Linked DNA regions of Homo sapiens: region 2 is linked to region 1. Evidence: chromatin contacts called from ENCODE Hi-C or POLR2A ChIA-PET data. All regions are on one chromosome and are shown on one strand. The core of a region is the stretch at or near the end of the contact, and the rest is flanking DNA. Distances in the headings are between cores, read along the strand shown.

Region 1 (7,186 bases), core at 3,285-5,784:
GTAGAACACTTGAGATCTACTCTCTCAGAAAATTTCGAGAGCGCAATACATTATTCTTAACCATAGTCACTCATGTCTTTTCTTATAAGTGTGCTAATCCCATCATGAGGGCTACTTCCTCATGGCCTAATCACCTCGCAAAGGCCCCCATCTTCTAATACCATCATATTTGAGATTAGCATTTCAACATATGAATTTTGGGGAAACACAACTAGTCCATAGCCCTTCCTGCCAATGTGGTGAGAGGTAGCTTCAAAGCTAAAATAGCTTTTCCCAAACATGCCTCAGCCTTGGTTTTCCTTTTACTTTATATTTTTCTTTAAATAATTTCAACTTTCATTTTAGATTCAGAGTCTACATGTGCAGGTTTATTACATGAGTAAATTGCATGATGCAGAGGTTTGGGGTACCATTGATCACATCACCCAGGTAGTGAGCATAGTACCCAATAGTAATTCAGGCCCTGCTCCATTCCCTCCCTTCTCTCTCTAATAGTCCCCAGAGTCTGTTGTTGACATCTTTATGTCCATGAGTTTCCATTGTTCGGCTCCCGCTTATAAACGAGAACATGTGGTATTTGGTTTTCTGTTCCTGCATTCATTTGCTTAGGATAATGGCCTCCACCTGTACCCATGCTGCTGCAAAGGACATGATTTGCTTCTTTTTATGGCTGCACAGTATTCCATGGTGTATATGTACCACATTTTCTTTATGCAGTCCACCACTGATGGACACCTAGATTGATTCCATGTCTTTGCTATGGTGAATAGTGCTTGCAATGTACACATAAGTGCATATGTGTTTTTGGTAGAATGATTTTTTTTTCTCTTGGATATATAGCCAGTAATGTGATTGCTGGGTTGAATGGTAGCTCTGTTTTAAGTTCTTTCAGAAATCTCCAAGTTGCTTTCCACGGTAGCTAAACTAGTTTATATTCTACCAACAGTGTACAAGCATTCTCTTTTCTTCTTAGTCCTGCCAGCATCTGTTGTTTTTGACTTTTTAATCATAGCCATTCTGACTGATATGAGATGAAATCTCATTGTGGATTTAATTTGTATTTCTCTGGTAAGTGATGTTGAACATGTTTTCATATGCTTCTTGGCCACTTGTGTGTTTTCTTTTGAAAAATGTCTGTTCATGTCTTTTGCCCACTTTTAAATTTTTTTTTTTGTTCTTTATAGATTCTGAATATTAGGTCTTTGTTGGATGCATAGTTTGTGAATACTTTCTCCCATTCCGTAGGTTGTCTGTTTACTCTGTTACTTCCTTTTGCTGTGCAGAATCTCCTTAATGTAATTAGTTCTCAGTTGTCAATTTTTGTTTTTGCTACAATTGCTTTTGAGGACTTAGCCATACATTATTTCCCAAGATTAATGCCCAGAATGGTGTTTTCTAGGTTTTCTTCTAGGATGCTTATAGTTTGAGGTCTTATATTTAAGTCTTTAATCCATCTGGAGTTAATTTTTATATATGATGAAAGGTAGGGGTCGAGTTTTATTCTTCTGCCTATGGCTAGCCAGCTGTCATAGAACCATTTATTGAATAGGGGAGTCCTTTCCTCATTGCTTATTTTTGCTGATGTCATCAAAGATCAGGCAAAGGTGTGCTGCAGGTATGCAACTTTATTTCTGGGTTCTCTATTCTGTTCCATTGGTCTATGTGTTTTTTGTTTGTTTGTTTTGTTGTTTTTGCTTTTTTGAGATGGAGTCTCACTCTGTTGCCCAGGCTGGAGTGCAGCGGCACCATCTCGGCTCACTGTAAGCTCCATCCCCTGGGTTCAAGCGATTCTCCTGCCTCAGCCTCCCCAGTAGCTGGGATTACAAGTGCCCACCATAACGCCTGGCTAATTTTTGTGTTTTTAGTGGAGATGGGGTTTCATCACATTGGCGGGGCTGGTCTCGAACTCCTGACCTCAAGCGATCTGCCCACCTTGGCCTCCCAAAGTGCTGGGATTAAAGGTGTGAGCCACCGCACCCAGCCTATAAGTTTGTTTTTGTACCAGTACCATGCTGTTTGGGTTATTATAGTCTTATAGGTTGAAATCAGATAATGTGATGCCTCCGGCTTTGTGTTTGTATAGGATTGCTTTGGCTATTTGGGCTCTTTTTCGGTTCCATATGAATTTTAGAATAGTTTTTTTTTTTTCTAATTCTGTGGAAAATGCCATTGGTAGTTTGACAGGAATAGCATTGAATCTGTAGATTGCTTTAGACAGTATAGCCATTTAATGATACTGATTCTTCCAATCCATGAGCATGGAATATTTTTCCATTTGTTCATGTCACGTATGATTTCTTTCATCAGTGTTTTGTAGTTCTCCTTGTGGAGATCTTTCACCTCCTTGGTTAGATGTATTCCTAGGTATTTTAATTTTTTGTGGGTATTGTAAATGGGATTGTGTCCTTGACTTGGCTCTCAACTTGGACATTATTGGTGTATAGAAATGCTACTGATTTTTGTACATTGATGTGTATCCTGAAACCTTCCTAAAGTTTATCAGTTCTAGGAGCCTTTTGGTGGTGTCTTTGGGGTTTTCTAGGTATAGAATCATATCAGCTGTGAAGAGAGAGAGTTTGACTCCCTGAAGAGGCATCCCTATTTGGATGCCTTTTATTTCTTTCTCTTGCCTGATTGGCCTGGCTAGCACTTCTAAATACTATGTTGAATAGGAGTGGTGAGAGTGGACATCTGTGTCTTGCTTCAGTTCTCAAGAGAAATACTTTCAGCTTTTCCCATTCAGTATAATGTTGGCTGTAGGTTTGCCATAGACAGCTCTGATTATTTTGAGGTATGCTCCTTCAATGCCTAGTTTGTTGAGGGGATTTCCTTTTAGAAAACTCAGAAACAGGTCCTGAGGCTGAAATCTTTGTCCCAGAGGTTCCCCCCACCCCACCCCTTCCTAATATCTTGTGACCCAAAGCTTCCTCACAGCTGGAACTAATGCTGCTATAAATGCCTAACTTCTGAGGCAGTTTAGATATAAAGAAATAATTTCACAGAAGTTACTAATGTGGAGGTTGTCACACTCAAGCTGAGAAGTCTCACACAACTGGAAATGTGTAGCTGATTCCCAGAGGCTTTGATACTGTTTGGGGCAGTCTCTAAGGCTAACCAGACCATTTGGATGTGCAGGATAAAATACCTCCTAGCTTAATAGAATGGACAGAACCTTGTTAGACTTCAGCAGGAATTTGGTCCTTCAACATGAGGAGCTTTCTCAGTTGGGCAGTGTGATGGTTAATTAGGAAGGCAGAGGTAATTACGGAGCTGACTTATTGGAATAGCAGCTGCTAAATGACAGATTTCTTGTTCATCAAGCATCCTGAAGGTGGTGTCTTGGTATTTAGCTTCTTCTTATGTGGATAAACAGAGACTAATATCTGGGGACACTACCTTGCCCACAATCTTGTTCCATCCTTTTTGGGATCTTATTTAATGTACAATGTTCAGTGGTTTAAGGTGAGAGCAGATCCATTCACTGGGCCTCATATACTTGAAGTTGTATGATTGTCAAACTTTCTGTCTGCTGGCAAGGCAGAGAGGGATAAGAGAAAGCTGATGAAAATATCATAATTCTGATTCAATTAGTCAGTCAGCCTGGTCAACAGAAAGATGCCTACAGATTTTAATTGGCCTCGGGGGAGGAGAACAGAATGTTCTAAGATGTCCTTGTTCACCCTGATATTGCATTATCTGGGCCACAGGGCAGCTGCAATCTTTCCCCCAGGGCTCAGGATGTCTGCCTAGAAATAAACTTCAAATTTAGTGTTAACCTTTTTACCACCATGTTGCTTCAAAACAGATATTCTTCAGTGGAGTTAGCTTTAGAGATGTAAAATCTGTCCCATTTCTAAGTAGGTCAATATTATTCCTAGAATACTAACCCCAGAGGACACTGATGTTGGGGGATGAGCAGTTCTATCTAAGCAGGGGGGTCAGAAATTTGGGTCTGTGTTCTCCTGCTAATTTCACCCATAATTCCAGAAACCAGTGCTTTCACTTCTCCATGCCTTGGAATCTCTGTCAATGAAACAGGAATGGCTGTGCTCTCTTGAAAAAATAATCTGCTTTGAAGTCATAAAATCCAAAGTACCAACCCTCACTTGTTCTAGGGGATGAAGGTGAAAAGGTTTCGTGATCAAATGACACTGTCATATTTTAAGAGCTTCTTTTCTACGTACATTTTCAAATCATGAAATTCATATGCTGTGTTAGGGTAAGCTAAGTTTTGCTGTGGCAATAAACTCCCAAATCCCAAAGGCTATTCCTCACTTTCCGAACAGTCTGATGCAGGTCAGGCTGCTCTCCTTGGTGGCTACCCTTCAACAGTGATGAGACATTTAGGCTGTTTCTATCTTGCACCTTTGCTGTTTCAGAGTTCTTTGTTTCCAGGCATAGTGGCAAGAGAGAGGGCATGTATGGAACTCACCACCCTTCTTTCCTACCTCAGACAGAAAGTGCCAAGCATTACTTTACTCACACACCTGCCTGTGAACCAGAGTTAGTCACATAACCCCATCATAAATACAAGGGAGGCTGAGAAGCATGAGGGAGCTTGTGGAATATTTGGGGAGTGCTGGTGTTTGTGCTACATATTCTAGGAGTGTTATTATTGTTTTATGTCCAACCCAGGCAAGGATTCAAAATGAAGAAACATTTATTCAACAAACTTACCAAGTACTACCAACTAGAGATATAAAGATAAATGAGACCCAGGTCCAGCCCAAATAATTCATAGCTGGGAGATGGGCATGGGGAAAGATGCAAACAAGGAAATTATTGGGAAATTCATAATTGCTTAGAGGTAAAAATGAAATGTGTGGGAAGACAGAGTAGGTAAGGCTCTACAAAAGAACTGACTTGAAAGATGGTCCTTAGGTTCTGGAAGGAGGACTAGGAGTTTACCAGATGGTGATGTTGGGGTGGATGGATTCCATAAGAAGGAAAAAGGAGCTTAGGGTCAGACTTCCTTTGTTTTCAAAGTCAACATGGGAGGCCCCTGCAGTCCACTGCACTAGGCCTGTGCTTCTTAAAAAAAAGTAAAAGTGAGTAGATGCTGAAGCCTCAATTTTACAGTTTCCAAATGAATAGTAAGAATAAAAAGGCTTGAAAAAGAAAGTAGATAAAATAAAGTCTTTGGAAACAGTAAGAGAAAGGCCTCGCAAATCATTCCCTGCCAGGCTGGCTCAGTAAAATTTTGGGTGGCACAAGTGGCCCTATCTGCTATCAAATTCAATTATTTTGCCAGCAAAGCTCTAAGAATGGTGATAGCTGCTTTTGCTGGAGGGTTTCTCTTATTCATTATTTACAACCCCATCATCCTGGAAAACTGATATTTTGGCCTAAAAAATTAGGATCCAAGGCCAAAAACATTATTTCCAGAAAATGACAGGACATATAGTAAAAACTTCTGGATGGTACAAGCTCCCCAAGGGCTTGGATGTCCACTTTTTGATATGGGGCCTTCTAGAAAAGGTTATTGGCCATAATACCTTACATTTGCATGGTATTTGAAAGATTGCAAAGCATTTTTAAGTATCCATTAAGTGAGTTAATTAAAAAAAAAAGAGAGACCAGTATTGAGAAGGGCATGGGAAACTGGTAGTTTTTTGCATTATTAGGAGAATAATGCATTATTAGGAGAATTGCTGCCCCCTTTTTGGAGAACATTTTGGCAATGCCTACTTTTTAACCTAGCAATCACACTTCTAGGATTTATCCTTGAACTATGTTTGCACTAAATCAAAAGCCCAACATGAGTTCATTTGCAGTATTTGAAATTTAAAAAGGTAGGGAGAAAACTTACTATCTATGAAGTGGGAATATCCAAATAATTCATTATGTACTAGAACTATAAAATGCTATACATCTTGAAAAATGAGAAAAATCTGATGCCTTGACATGGAAAGATGTCCATGAGGCTGCTTAATAAAAGTTCCAAGCACATGTGTGTGTGTGCTTGGCTTGCCCAAGCCCTGCACCTCCTAAATGACAGCACCGGATTCAAATCTAAATAATCTCAATTTAGGTCCTGGATGCTTTGCACTTTATTTCACTTCCAGCACCCATGGGGTAGGATCTGGACATGAATGAGACTTCCTACCAACCAGCTCCAGGAAGTTGGGAAAAAATAGAAAAATCCCGTGGAAATAACTCTTGGTTAAGAAGAATAAGATTTGGGCTTCAAGCTCTGCTCTTTCACTGTCAGCTGTGTGACATGCCACAATCTCTTTGCCTCTCTGGAAACCACCATTCTTCACCTTCCTCATCCCTACCTCCTCCACTTCCCTCTGTGCTGTTCTATATGGGGGAGCTGGAGCCACAGGTGGTTCCTGAACCCTTGAAATGTGTCCAGGATGACTGAAAATCTGAAAGTTTAATTTGATTTTCATTTGAATGAATTTAAAGTTTATTTAGCCACATAGGGCTATTGGGATGGTTCTGGGTAGTACAGGGCAGAGTGATTCTTAGGAGACACCCCAGCAACCCGAGAATCATTACATAACAGGGAAGAGTTATTTGATCACACTGTGTGAAGGCAGATTTTTTAAACGTTGGTTGAGAAGCACTATGTGCAACATAAAGTTAAAACTATTCAGTGTGGCAATCACCAAGATGCCACATTTCTAGACCGGTTCCAGCCATACCAACATATTCATCAGGCTCCTAAGCCCATCCTCCTTCTCACACTGTTCCCTCTGCGTTAAATGCTGGCTCCCATCCTCCTTCTCACACTGTTCCCTCTGCGTTAAATGCTGGCTCCCATCCTCCTTACCTGGATCCTACCCATCCTTCCAGGCACAGGTGAAGGTACCTTGTTGGTGAAACCCTCTTTGACCTCCACATTCACTCTTCAACTCGCCAGTGAGGTGAATCACCCTCTCCCAGCATGGGTTACATTCACCTCATTACAGCACGGTTGTGGATCCAGGTCTAACATGGAGACAGACAGTGTAACGCGGCATGCGGAATTCTCTGATGGAGACAGATCCAGGGTGCTCTGGAGACCCAGAGAAGGGGCTCGTCAAGCTAGGTTCGAGGGAGTGGGTTCTCAGAAAAACAGATGTGAAGACAGAATGTGTGCAAGAACATTTTGTTAGGGGAAACACCTGTGAGATAAAATAGCCCAGGAGCGTGGAGAGGCTGAAAGGGCCATCAGACCACATCACAAACGCATGATGGA
Region 2 (7,186 bases), core at 2,068-4,567, 57 kb before region 1:
GGAGGGATGTAAAGGAATAGTAAAGAAGGTGTCTTAGAGGTCAATAACTGAATAATGAGTTGTGGAAGCAGGTATTGAAGACAGGAGAGTGTAAAGGTTTAGCACTATAGGATGGATGGGAATGACGATTTGATTAATAAGGTGAAGATCCTGAAACAACCTGTAAGACTTGTCTGGTTTTTGGACAGGTAGGATAGAGGAGTTGTAAGGAGAATTTGTAGGCTTTAAAAGGCCATGTTGTAACAGGTGAGTGATAATAGGCTTCAGTCCTCTTAGAGCCTGCTGTGGGATGGGACACTGGCAATGAGCAGGGTAAAGGTGATTAGGTTTTAATGGAATGGTAAGGGGTGCATAGTCAGTTGCCAAAGAAGGAGTAGAGGTATCCCATACTTGTGGATTAAGGTGGGGAGACACAAGGGGAGGATGCAAAAGAGGCCTTAAATTGAGCAAAAAGGCAGCAATGAAGTGTGGCTGTAGCCCAGGAATAGTCAGGGAAGCAGATAATTTGGTTAAAATGTCTCAGCCTAATAAGAGAAGTAGGCAGGTGGGGATAATTTAAAAAGAGTGTATAAAAGAATATTGTCCAAGTTGACACCAGAGTGGGGGAGCTTTAAGAGGTTTAGAAGACTGGCTGTCAATAACCAAAACAGTTATGGGGGCAAGGGAAACAGGCCCTTTAAAAGAAGGTAATTTGAAGTGGGTAGCCCCCATATCGATTAAAAAGGGTTACCCTCCACTGTAAGAGCTACCTGAAGCTCAGTGTCCGTGATAGTCCAGGGGGCTTCCGAGGTGGTCAGGCAGTGTCAGTCTTCAGCCACTAAGCTGAGGAGATCTGGGAAGGAGTCAGCCAGAGAACCTGAGGTTTTTGTTCCAGCATGTCTAGGAGAGGCTGTAATCCTAGTTGGACAGTCTGACTTCTAGTGGGGTCCCACACAGACAGGACAAGGCTTAGGAGGAATCCTAGGCTGCGGGCATTCCGAGGCCCTGTGGCTGAGTTTTTGGCATTTGAAGCAAGGTCCATGAGGAGATTTTAAAGAAGTGCCTGGAGGCTGTGGTTTGGTTGTTCTGAAGTTTTTGTGTGCTGAAGGCATGGCCGGGGTTTGTCTTACAGTGGAGGCAAGCAGTTGCAGCTCTGAAATACATTGCTGCTTTGCTGACTCTTCTCTATTGTTGAACACCTTTAAGGCATGGTTAATTAAGTCTTTTTATGGGGTTTGAGGGCTGGAATCTAGTTTTTGGAGTTTTTTCCTAATGTCGGGAGCAGACTGGGTAATAAAATGCATATTAAGAATGAGACAGCCTTCTGGGCCTTCTGGGTCCAGAGCTGTAAAACGTCTAAGGGTAGCTGCCAAGTGGGCCATGAACTGGGCTGGGTTTTCATCCTTACCTTGGGTGGCTTCTTTAAGCTTGTCATAATTAACAGCTTTTTATGCTGCCTTTTTGAGCCCTTCAACTAGGCGAGAGACCATACAATCTCACCTAGCTGTACCTCTGGAGCCTGTTTGGTATTCCCATTAGGGATCCTCTCAGGGAACTGCCCTGGTGCCTTCTTGGAGGCCTGGCTCATGACTCCAGCAGTTGTCAGCATGAGATTGGGCTAGGTTATAAACTCTTTCTCACTCATCTGGGAAGAGGGTAGAGGTCAGAATGATGTTTAAGTCACTCCAGATTAAACTGTAGGACTGAGTTAAATATTGGAATTCATATATGTATTTAGTGGGGTCTGATGAGAAAGAGCCCAAATGCTGACTGATTTGGGAAAGGTCTGATAGAGAAAAAGGTACATGAACCCTTACTATGCCCTCAGCTCCAGCCACCTCTCTAAGAGGAAATTGTTGGGCAGGTGGGCGAGAGCTAGTCATGGAATGAAACTGTAAGCTGAACCGAGTGTGAGGAGGGGAGATGATAGAAGAATTATAAGGTGGGGGAGCAGAGGTTGAGGAAGAATTGGAACTTGATTCAGCATGTTGAGGAGTGGCCTTGGGAGGGGGAGAAAGGTCAGAGGGGTCTGAAGAAAAGAAGGATTCAGAGGACTCTGAGGTTGGGGTAGAGACTGAAGAAATGGACAGGAGAGAAAGAAGAAAGATTTAGGGTGAGTCGCATTGGGGTCAGAGGCTAAGGAGGGAACAAAGTGTAAAAAACGCTTGGACGTAAGACATCTCAGACCATTTACCCAATTTTCAACAAAAATTATCTAGGTCTTACAGGATGGAGAAATCAAAAGTGCCATTTTCTGGCCATTTGAAACCACTGTTGAGTTTGTACTGGGGCCAAGCAGTATTGCAGAAGAAAAAAAGATGTTTGGGTTTTAGGTCAGGTGTTAGTTGAAGAGGTTTTGAATTTTTAAGAACACAGGCTAAGGGGGAAGAGGGAGGAATGGTGGGTGGAAGGTTGCCCATAGTGAAGGAGGTAAATTTGAAGAGAAAGGTAAAGACAGAGAAGGGGAGGTGGGCAGCTACCAGGCTTTCAGTAGGCGTCCCTGACTGAGTCCTAGGCTGCAATGTGGGTGAGCAACCAAAGCAGCTGTCCCTGCAATCGGCTTGCCACCAGGGGAGTGTGGGTGAATGATCAAGGCAGGCGTCCCCACAGTGATCAGACACCAATGGAATGTGGGTCAGTGATCAAAGCAGTTGTCCCTGCAATGATCAGACACCAAGGGAAGACTGTCTTCCCGGGTCCGTGACTGACATTGGAGTTTTTGAATCCACAGAAAAAATGTGTCTCCCTTGTCTCTACTAGAGAGGAAAAGGAGCTGAAATTGAAAGGAGAGAGAAATTGAAGGGTAGCAAGAGAGGCTGGAGAAGAGAGTATAAAGGACCAGTTACCTGATTTGAAATTGGTGAGATGCTCCTTGGGCTGGTCTGAGGACCCGAGGTCATAGGTGGATCTCCTCATGGAGAGAGGGCAAGGACATGGGACAGGTCTCCAGAAGGAGTCCCCCTGTCCTGGGTTTTGGCACCAAGTGTCATGCATGTCCATATAGAAGACCACCTAAACAGGCTTTTTTGTGAGCAACAAGGCTGTTTATTCACTTGGGCGCAAGTGGGCTGAGTCCAAAAAGAGAGTCAGCGAAGGGAAGATAGGAGAGGGACAGCTTTACAGGACTTGGGTAGGCAGTGGAAAGTTACAGTTGAAGGTGTCTGTTGTCTAGCAGGGGAGGGGGTCATAAGGTGCACGGTGGGGAGATCATGAGACCCATTGTCCAGGAGAAGAATGTCATAACCTCGATTGATCAGTTAGGGTAGGGCAGGAACAAGTCATAATGGTGGAATGTTGTAGGTTTGGTTAATCAGTTAAGGCAGAAACTGGCTGTTTCAATTCTTTTGTGGTTTTTCGGCTGCTCCAGACTTGTTGTCTCCTGCAGGCCATCTGGATGTATACTTGCAGGTCACAGGGGTTACAATGGCTTAGCTCCGGCTTAGAGGCCTGACAGTAAATATTGCTGTTTTACATTAATTAATTTTTCTATGAGGAAGCATATATTACTAAAACCTACAAAATGTATTTTGCAAAATCTTGTAGATGACAGTTCAAAATCTTTTTAGATTTTCACTAAAAAGGCTACTAAGAGTTACAAATTTTAATTAATATATGTAATTCTGTATGCAAAGTACACAAAAAAGTAAGATATGTTTTGGTGATAAAAAATTTAAAAAAAACTTAAAGATATATTTTTTGTTGGAAAAAGTAATTTTGCTTAATTTTGAGGTTATTTAAAGGTTATTTCAAAATATAAATATAAGAAGGAAATAAAAAGGCACAAATAAACCAGTAAGTAGAAGAAAGAGATGCAAAAAGTTATGTATGAGGGTATATTTTAGGAAAAAAATGAAAAGTGAAAGAGGGTAATTTTTTTGTATGAGAGAAGTTTGTGTGGTCAAAATAATAAGAAAAAAAGAGAAGCAAGTTTTTGTCCTAAGGTAGAATGATTTGTTGTCCCAATAGGATAAGAAAAAGAAATAGAGGACAAAACTGAAAGTCTAAGCAAATTGTAGAAGGTTTGTGAAGAATGAATCTTATAAAAAAATCTTGTGTGATTAAGTTGACTTAAATTAAGATGGATTCCCAAGGCCGAACAAGATGGCAAAGTAGAAGGCTCAACTGATTGTCCTTCCACAAGGACAAGTAAACAACTATCTACACAGAAAAAACACCTTCATTAGAATCAAAAGTCAAGTGAGCAGTATCACTGAAAGAGGCAACGAAGAGATAGAAAAAACAGTCGGTAATTGCTGACGTCACTCCCTTCCACCTGCAGCAGCAGTGTGGTGCGGAGAGCCTCTCAGGGTACTGGGAGAGGTAGGATACAACAATTGTGAGGCGTTGAACTCAGTTTCTGTCTTGTTAGAGCAGAAAGTAAAACTGGGCCAAACCTAGCTGTCACCTCCCCATGGAGGGAACATTTAAGCCAGCTCTAGCCAAACTGGAATCATGGATCCCAGTGGTGAGAACTTGAGTGTCTGCAAACCTCACCACAGAGGGCTACAGCACTGGGTCTCCAAGTAAACTTGAAAGGCAACCTAGGCCATAAGGAAAGTAACTCTTAGGCAAGCCCTAGTGCTAAACTAGGCCCAGAGACAATGGACAAGGGGTGAACATGACATACTGAGACACCAGTTGGGGCAATCTAGGGACTGCTGGCCTCATCCCTCCCCTCCCCAAGGCTGCACAGCTCAAGGCTTCAAAAGAGATCCCTTCCTTTCACCTGAGGAGAGAAGAGGAAAGAGATGGGGAGGACTTTGCCTTACATCTTGGAAACCAGTTCAACCACAGCAGGGTAGGGCACCAGATAGAGTCATGAGGCCCCTGTTTTAGGGCCTTGCTGCCAGATGACATTTCTAGACACAACCTAGCCAGAAGGGGACCTGCTGCCTTGAAGGAAAGTATCTAGTCCTGGCAGCAGCATTCATCACCTGCTAACTGAAGAGCCCTTGAGCCCTGAATAACCAGCAGCAATACCCAGGTACTACACCAAAAGCCTTAAGTGAGCCTCTGAGACTTGCTGGCTTCAGGTGAGACTCAGCACATTCCCAGCTTTGGTGGCTACAGGGAAAAACCCCTTCTGCTTGAGAAAAGCAAAGGAAAATATAAAGGGGACTTTGTCTTACACCTTAGGTACCATGATGGCAATGGGGGCAGAAAACCAAGCAAGATCTTAGGGTCCCTGATTCCAGAACTGGACTCTTGGATGGCATTTCTGGACCTGCTCTGGGATAGAAGGGAGACAACTTCCCTGAAGAATGAGTCCCATGCCAGGCAGCATTCACCACAAGCTGGCTGAAGAGCCCTTGGGCCTTACAGGACCATTGGCTGGTAGTCTGGTAGTACTCCTTGTGGCCTGGGGTGGCACTGGTTACAGGGTGCAGCTCCTCTGCCTTCGGAAAGAAGCAGGAAGAGTGGGAAGGACTGCATCTTTTAGTATGAGTGCTGGCTCAGCCATAATAAAATAGAGCACCAGGTAGATTTCTAAGGTATTTGACTCTTGTCTCTGACTCTCAGACAGCACCTGTGAAACTACCTTGGGCCTGGGGGAACTTGCTGCCCTGAAGGTGAGGATACAGGCATGGCTGACATTGTCACCTGCTGATTGTAGGGCCTCAGGGCTTTAAGCAAACATAGGCAGTAGCCAGGGAATGGTTATAGCAGGCCTTGGGTTTCAGGTCTGACCTATTGCAGTCACAGTGGTGGTGGCCACAGGGGTGCTTGTGACACTTCATTCCCAGCTTTATGTGGCTCAGAATAGAGAGAAGACTCCATTTGTTTGGGAGAAAGTAGGAGAAGAGAACAAGAGTCTCTATCTGGTAATACAGAGAATTCTTCCAGATCTGGTCTAAGACCATCAAGATGGTACCTCTACAAGCCTGGAAGAACCACAGTGATACTGGGCTTGGGGTGCCCCATAAATCAGATACAGCTTAGATCACAATACCAAAGTCCTTTCAAATATCTGGAAAACCTTTGTAAGAAGGATGGCTACAAACAAGTGTAGATAGTAAGACTACAATAAATACCTAATTCCTGAATGCCCAGACACTAAAGAACATCTGTTAGCATCAACATCATCCACGAAAACATGACCTTACCAAATGAACTAAATAAGACACCAGGGACCAATCCTGGAGAAACAGATATGTGACCTTTCAGGTAGAGATTTCAAAATAGCTGTGTCAAGGTAATGCAAAGAAATTCAAGATCACAAAAAGGAGTTCAGAATTCTATCAGATACATTTAACAAAGAGATTGAAATAATTAGAATCAGGCCAAAATTCTGGAGCTGAAAAATGCAATTGGCATACTGAAGAATACATCAGAATCCTTTTATAGGAGAATTGATCAAGGAGAAGAAAAGGATCCTAAAAGCAGCAAGAGAAAAAAACCAAATAATATACAACGGAACTCCAATAGTCTGGCTGCCAAAAGTCTGACAGCAGATTTTTCAGTGGAAACCATACAGGCCAGGAGAGAATAGCCTGACATATTTAAAGTGCTAAAGAAAAAAACTTTTACCCTAGAATAATAGTATATCCAGTGAAAATGTCCTTCAAACATGAAGGATAAATATTTTCCCAGACAAACAAAAGCTGAAGGATTTCATCAACACCAGACCTGTTCTATTTTTCTCTGATATAAATATAGTGACTTCTGCTCTTTTTTGGTTTCCATTTGCATGGAATATCTTTTTCCATCCCTTTATTTTCAGTCTATGTGTATCTTTACAGGTGAAGTACGTTTCTTGTAGGCAACAAATCTATGGATCTTGTTTTTTCATCCATTCAGCCTATGTCTTTTGATTAGAGAGTTTAGTCCATTTACATTCAATGTTATTATTGATAAGTAGGAACTCACTCCTGTGATTTTGTTATTTGTTTTCTGGTTATTTCGTGGTCTTCTCTTCCTTCTTTCTTTCCTTTCTGTCTTCCTCTAGAGAAGGTGATTTTCTCTGGTGATATGATTTAACTTCTTGCTTATTATTTTTTTTGTGTGTCCATTGTATGGTTTTTGGTTTGAGGTTGCCATGAGGCTTACAAATACTCTTATAATCCATTATTTTAATATGATAACAACTTTACATTATTTGCATAAACAAACAAGCAAAAAGAAAATGAATAAAAACTCTACACCTTACTTTTGTCCCGCTGCTTTTTAACTTTTTATTGTTTCTATTTATATCTTGTTGTACTGATTA

What was found. Hi-C counts contacts between places; a loop is a spot of excess contacts on that map. ChIA-PET counts read pairs that join two places held with the same protein, here RNA polymerase II (POLR2A). Pooled maps may share reads with other maps.
Region 2: a loop to region 1 is called in a map of mammary epithelial cell, with 2.3 times the contacts of the local background. The contact joins two enhancer-like sites. A Hi-C loop is called at or near these places in 3 of 168 maps with a recorded cell type or tissue (CD4-positive, alpha-beta T cell, PC-9 and mammary epithelial cell), 1 of 37 single-sample maps with no recorded cell type and 3 of 50 pooled maps. POLR2A ChIA-PET finds 5 or more read pairs at or near these places in 2 of 52 experiments (MCF 10A and OCI-LY7).

Annotation. Positions count from the first base shown.
Region 1 is chr1:221,888,404-221,895,589 of GRCh38, reverse strand. The region is part of intron 2 of LOC124904517 (a long non-coding RNA gene); the gene reads right to left. Among named protein-coding and RNA genes, the nearest start is that of LINC01655, 51 kb to the right of the region's middle. Within about 2 kb of position 4,534, at least 2 of the 41 ENCODE cell types and tissues checked have a DNase peak (open chromatin) inside an H3K27ac peak, as active enhancers do; they include PC-9 and mammary epithelial cell, where a contact is called at or near this core.
Region 2 is chr1:221,944,027-221,951,212 of GRCh38, reverse strand. All of the region lies in intron 1 of LINC02257 (long intergenic non-protein coding RNA 2257), which reads left to right. Among named protein-coding and RNA genes, the nearest start is that of LINC02474, 19 kb to the left of the region's middle. Within about 2 kb of position 3,317, at least 2 of the 41 ENCODE cell types and tissues checked have a DNase peak (open chromatin) inside an H3K27ac peak, as active enhancers do; they include PC-9 and mammary epithelial cell, where a contact is called at or near this core.